2 separate regions of the Homo sapiens genome follow, and region 1 is linked to region 2. The links are chromatin contacts, found by Hi-C or POLR2A ChIA-PET in ENCODE. All regions are on one chromosome and are shown on one strand. The core of a region is the stretch at or near the end of the contact, and the rest is flanking DNA. Distances in the headings are between cores, read along the strand shown. Region 1 overlaps PTCHD1-AS (PTCHD1 and PHEX antisense RNA). Region 2 overlaps PTCHD1-AS (PTCHD1 and PHEX antisense RNA).

Region 1 (3,313 bases), core at 48-2,547, 47 kb after region 2:
ATGGCTAATGGAAATCAAAACACTTTGAAAAAAATGTAAAGCAATAAACAGATATAGTGATCAGTATTAATAAATAACAATCCATTGTTAGAGATGATTCATGTAGCCACACAAATGTCTGCCCATCATCTCATTGAGTCTAAGACTGAAGTGAAGAACCAACTTCAGACATAGGAAGAGAGACAGAAAAGAAATAGAAGTATGTAAGAAGCTATTGGGACCATAATAGAAAAAAAATAACATTGGCCTTGGTCTGGAGAGAATGGGGAAGCCAAAATTGGAACTGAGTTTTGAAGGAGACAGGAATGTGCCAGATGGGGGTAATAGGGCAATATCAGGTCAGAAGTGGAGAGGCTGCCCCAGCAAGAAAGGAGTGAAATTTTACTGGGAGAGTAAAAATTCAGGTATGGGAAAGCTTAGAAAACACTCAAGAGGATGGCATGAGATGTTAGAGAAATGGGTTGGGACTAGGGTGTAAAGGGTTATGGATACTATGCAAGGGGATTTTCACTTTACACAATATATAGTTTTGTGTGTCCGTATGTTTGTGTGTGTGAAGCGGGTTGGCCTGTAATTTTTCCCAAATCTCATACTTCTATATTTCTCACAAAAGTAAAGGCCAGCACTAAATAGCAACTGATTAGCATTAAATACATGCACATTATATATTATATACTATGAAGTGATATTCAAACTATCCATAAAGAGTTCCTCTAGAAATAATTGTTTCAACGACCAACTGCATGAAAAAGAATTCTTATTATACCAAGTCACATTTTGCCTTTGGTGACACTTTCTGAAAACAGACAGATAAAACAAAAGCAATCACCACCCTCACATCTCCATGTCTTCTTCCTGCTATCTGGGACAGTCGACAAATCCAGGGGAGTTGCATACCAATTCTATTACCATGGACTTGGCTAAGCCATTTCACAGGCGCACGAGATTTCCGGAATATTAACTGAGAGGAGAGGAGGGACTTGAGAGTGCAGCCAGGAAAGGCAGGATCTGTTTTCTCCAAAGCCCCACCACATTCTTCCTTCTGAGGCTCTGCAGCCTGGAGCTGCCTAAAGACTGACTGCGTGACTAGTCAGAGAAATTAGAGAAATATGTGCTAGGAGTTGGGATCTTAGGGATATGTTTATTTTTATAGCTTTATATAGTTTAGTTTTTGGATTGAAGTAGCTCTTTAGTTCCAAAGTCAACAATAGATGTGCTGTAGCAGGAATAGTTGTTTCTCTTTTAAAATTTGGTTTTATGAATCTCATGACCCATGTAATCAATTATTCTCGTTTCCTCAGTTGCTAAGAAGCTTATGTCCAAATTTGTGTTCTTCTCCTAGCAACTTATAGGACTTCCTGTAATTTGAGATTCTAATCTCATCCCTGGCTCTATTTGATATTGCAACTCTTCGGTTTCCTCTTGCTTTGTTTTCTGCCACTGTTTCTTGGAATTGTGCTTTTTCATTTTCTCTTGGTAATGTTAATATAAAATGATATATGAAATGCAACATATATGCAAATCATAAAGCATAACAATATAGTTAACATCCAAATAATAGGTCGTTGCCCATACCTTGCTTCTACCTATGTGTTTTTCCACAAACCCACCTCCCTAAAACTACTATCCTGAATTTTATCATTCCCTTGTTTTTTTGAAATAGTTTTATCACACATTTATATAAGTCTAAACAACACATTTCTCAGTTTTTCTTTTTTAAAAGTTGTTTTCTATCATACCATATATGTCTGTGGAGACTTGGTATTTTTGTTTACCCAACATTATGTTTCTAAGATTAATCCATGTTTCTGTGTGTAGTTATGCTCACTTCTTTTTCACTACTAGATAATATTCCATTATGTGAAAAATATATACATTTGAAGATAGAGGTATGTTATGTTTTATATATATATATAAACATATATATAAACATATATAAACATACATATATAAACATATACACATATATATATATGTTATATATATTTCTCTGTTCTCCAATAGCTAAACATTTGGATTGGATTGTTACTAGTTTGAGACTGTTACAAATAGCCTATGAAACATACAAATGGCCTATGAAAATTACTATTTAGATCTTCTGATAAAAACATACAAGAATTTCTCTGACACTGTTTGGTCATAGAGTATGTGAATGCTCTGCTTTGAGAGACAATGACAATTTCTTTTCCCCGGTTCTAATTTACGCTCCCGTTGATACACTTCCTCTGTCTACCTTCTTAATTTGTTGCCATTCTGGTGGGTGCGTGGTGCTATATTATTTTATTCTTATTTTGTATTTGCATTAGTAAAAGATTTGTGAATCTTTTCATTGTTTATCGCCTATAGATATTTCATTGTCTGTGAAGTGCCTGTTTTATGTATTTACCCCACTTTCCTATTGGGTTGTTCATGTTTATCTTATTCAGTTATATTTCTGACTTGTTCTGGTCACTAATCCTTTGTTATTTGCTTTACAAATAGCTTCTCCCAGTTAGTGGCTTCATTTTCCCTCTTTTTCTAGTTTGTTTTTTGATGAATAGCGATACTTAACTACAGAGCAGTCCAAGATCTTATACTCAGATCTTTTTTCTGTCTTAAAAAACTGTCCCTGCACGAAGGTCATAAAGGTTATCCTATATTTTCGAAAATGTTTAACGTTTTGCATTTCACATTAGAGTCTTCAATGCTTCTGCAATTAGTTTTTATGAATGTTGCAATTTAAGTAACTATCCAATTGCTTTACATTTTCCACATGGACAACCATTTTCTCCCAGTACCATTTGCTAAAGAGTCCTTCTATTGCCTAGTTATAAGCAAGGACACCTCTGTCATATAACAAAGTTCTATATATGCATTCACATTTCTTGGGTCTTTATCCTAATTTGTTGGCCAATTTGGTTTTTAAAAGTTTTATGTTTAATTGACAAATAGTCATTGTATATATTTATGGGGTACAATGTAATGTTTCAATACATGTATGGTCAATTTGTTTTAACACATTTTACTACCACATTGTCTTAGTTGTAACAGCTTTATAATAAGTCTTGATTTTTGGAAGGGAAAGCTCTCCTGTCCCCATTGCAGACTGACAAAGATCTGATTGTTAAGTTTAAAAACTGACTTCTTATATTATAGTCTTTGCACTTTATATAAAGAAATCATACAGTATAGACTCTTTCGTGCTTGTTTTTCTCATCGTTATGTCTGTGAGATTTACATATACTGTTGATATAGCGATAGCTCATTTATTTTCACAGCTGTCATTGCTGTATGGTATTCTGTTTTATAAAGATATCTTTTTTTTTCTCTACTT
Region 2 (3,041 bases), core at 518-3,017:
CTCAGCCAGATGCTCTTTAACCTCCCTCAGTACCTTCTTTAACTTTTACAGAGGTAATTCATCTGGATTCAATGGCTTATTGGCCCCTAATAGTTCCATAGGGTTAACTCTCTCTCCAAAGTAAATAAAAGCCTTTAATATCTTTTGCAGAAAATAAAGTGATTCTGAAGTCCCAGGTATGCCCTTCAGTTTTTTTGTTGTTTGTTTTGTTTTTTGGAAGTTCTACAGCAAAACTTCTCAATGGCATAACCTCTCTGTAGAAACTCTGGTTTTAATGATCTCTCAGTAACAGTGAGACTTTTGATTTGAAGTCTTCTAAAAGGATATCTAGTTGGTTAAAAATTGTCATTTCAACTATATACCACTTTTGTATATTTTCTAGGCAGAGTTATTAATACAGTATTATTTCATTTCTATCTCTCCTGGCTTGATACTTAGACAAATATCTAGGTTGTCAGAAGTGGAAGAACTCTTAGAGTCTTCATCAGTATGAACATGGTCCTTTTCTTATCTAAAATGCACATATGGATCAAAATGTATAGACATTTTCAGGAGCTTCAAAGAATTCCTGATAACTATCCATGGACACCATGTCAACGATCTCTGCCTAGGCCAAAGTTAAATCAAGATCGTAAAGTTGGGATCCACAACGATTAAGAGGTTTGAACATTTTAACCTCCACAGCTGGTAAGCTGCTCTTCCTCTATGCTCTCATGTCACCCTGGGAAAAGCCGTCTCTTTGCCCTAACATATGAGTCCCTTCCCTCACTGGACTGTGAGCAAATTGAAACTAAAATCCACTTCTCGATTATTTTTATACTCCAGCACATACAAGATGTGACACACAGAAGGCTCCATAAGTGTTTAGTAAAGAAGTCCAGATTCAAGGGTCCATAAATCAGAACCCTGAGTGCTAGGCTCTCTGACCATGCGGAATTATCGCTTTCTTGTTTTTCCACTATCAGTAGGCAGGTGCTGGGGTCCCCATGGGTTTTCCCACCTTCCCAAAAACTTTGTGCAACTTTCCTAGCCATTCTGATTTTCAGTCTCTTCATCATATATGGATAATAGCATTTACTTGCATGTTGCCATGAATACAAAATATTGCATGTTGAGCCCTACACACAAATTTTCTTATGATCTAGCAATTAAGCATTTGAAACGCAGTGTATGTATGAAAGATTCCATTGTGTGATCTGAGAGCCCCAGCTTCAAAGTCCTGTGGAAATTAACAGCACTGAGATTAGAGAGAAAAAGAAAGAAAATCTATCTTGTAGATGTCTCTTGCAGGTTTCTGAGACAAGCGTCAAAACCAGGCTAAGATTAGAACTGGGTCCCAGAGGCTCTATTTCGTATCCCCCAGCCTTTCTGTCCGCCAGAGTCATCCTTGAGCTTTTCGTCACGACTGTTTCTGTATTTGTCCCGCTGCTTGTAACCCTCACCTCACTGATGTAAGCAGAGGAAAAACAACAATAAAAACAGTTGACATTTACGTAGCATTCAAAAGTTTCCTATCTACTGAACTACTTTTCTTAAAGGCATCCTCTAACGCAGCAATGACTAAACGAAGCAGCAGAAATAGCTATTAGGTTAGGTGTGTGGGAGAAGATAGCTCCCTCTACCCCTTCTCATCATATTAATTGACCCAAATGATAGCTTTTGCTCCCTCTGTACCATTCATTACAGACCTGCAAGGCCGGGAATGCTGAAACAGAGTGACAGCCAATCAAGTGCTTCTGCCTGTGGACTTCAGCATCTGTGAGTCATCAGCAACCAATTAGATTCTTCGGTCGGGGAAAACTCTCCTCACCAGGGTAGAAACAAGCAATGCACGCTGCTGACCTTTACATCAGCAACTCGTGTTTCTGATCACGATGGTGAAAGGCCAATACAGGCCTGAGAGCCCCACCCTGACACATGAAAAGAATACCTTTGCTTTGCTTCTGTGCAGACAGCTTATGGTATTTGGTGCTGTTTGTGCTTAGGTCTCTTTGCCTCAGAGGAAGCTCTGAGTTCTGTCTCAGAAATCCTAATTGCTCTTTGCGGGGCAGTTTCATTGGCTGCCTTTTTCTCTGGGGAGTTCACAGCTATGCCACAAAATTTAAAGCTGAGACTCACTGTGCCTGTCAAGAGAGGTTTTTCTGCTCACTCCATTACAGACTACAGAGCCCCCATCTACTCTATGGCCTGGGTTGAATGAGGTAACAGTTTTGTATATAACACTGGTATCTTAGCCACCATCCTAGCATCTGTGGGTCTGAGCTGAACTCCAGTGTTCTTGTCTGCTTGTGTCCTCTCTCACTCAGTGTGTGTGTGTGTATGAGTGAGAGAGACTCTGAAATGGACTTTGTCCAACCCTAAACCATCTGCATTTTTCCTGGTCACATAATAAAAAGACCTCTTACTGCAGAATTTAAATCCTTCCAGAATTTTCCTTTTACCTATTTCTTGATCTAGAGCTCCTTTATCAGCAGCCATACATATTGTTGCTCTAGGGTTAATGTAAAAAATTCAAAGACAGGCTTGGTTCACAGAATCCTAGAAAATTTTACTGACGTCATGCAGCCTACCTAATCGTGAACTTGTCCGATTCGAAGGCATCTCTGTCCAGATCACATTCATAACTTACAGGAAAAATGCCTTCCATTATAGTATTTCTCAATGTCTCCCAATTTAGCCCTCTCCCATCACCATAATAACCAGACCTGTCACTAGGAGATAAAACAGCTTGTTCCTCCCAATGTAAGACTCCTAATCTGGAGATGTTCATCTGCACAGGGCCCCTCCAAGCGTCTTCCTGAGATTTCTTGGCATCAAGAGACTCTAAGTGTCTGCTATCTGGACGCCAAGGAAGCTCTAGGATTGTCACCTTCTCTTAGCTCCAAGGGGGCATTTGTACCCATCCCCATTATCAGCACGAGCAGATCAGGAATCTAAAATCACACAGATCTTGTGGCTCACCTAGGGCTGGGAAAAGCAAACCTTTTCTATGAAAGGCTAGGTAGTAAATACTTAAGGCTTTATAGACCATAAGGTTTCTG

Evidence for each region. A loop is a pair of places that touch in the nucleus more often than their neighbours do. ChIA-PET counts read pairs that join two places held with the same protein, here RNA polymerase II (POLR2A).
Region 1: a loop to region 2 is called in a map with no recorded cell type, with 9 times the contacts of the local background. The contact joins two enhancer-like sites. A Hi-C loop is called at or near these places in 1 of 37 single-sample maps with no recorded cell type. POLR2A ChIA-PET finds 5 or more read pairs at or near these places in 1 of 52 experiments (WTC11).

What each region holds. Positions count from the first base shown.
Region 1 is chrX:22,698,699-22,702,011 of GRCh38, forward strand. The region is part of intron 4 of PTCHD1-AS (PTCHD1 and PHEX antisense RNA); the gene reads right to left. Among named protein-coding and RNA genes, the nearest start is that of DDX53, 300 kb to the right of the region's middle. Within about 2 kb of position 1,298, at least 2 of the 41 ENCODE cell types and tissues checked have a DNase peak (open chromatin) inside an H3K27ac peak, as active enhancers do.
Region 2 is chrX:22,651,005-22,654,045 of GRCh38, forward strand. The region is part of intron 4 of PTCHD1-AS (PTCHD1 and PHEX antisense RNA); the gene reads right to left. Among named protein-coding and RNA genes, the nearest start is that of DDX53, 350 kb to the right of the region's middle. Within about 2 kb of position 1,768, at least 3 of the 41 ENCODE cell types and tissues checked have a DNase peak (open chromatin) inside an H3K27ac peak, as active enhancers do.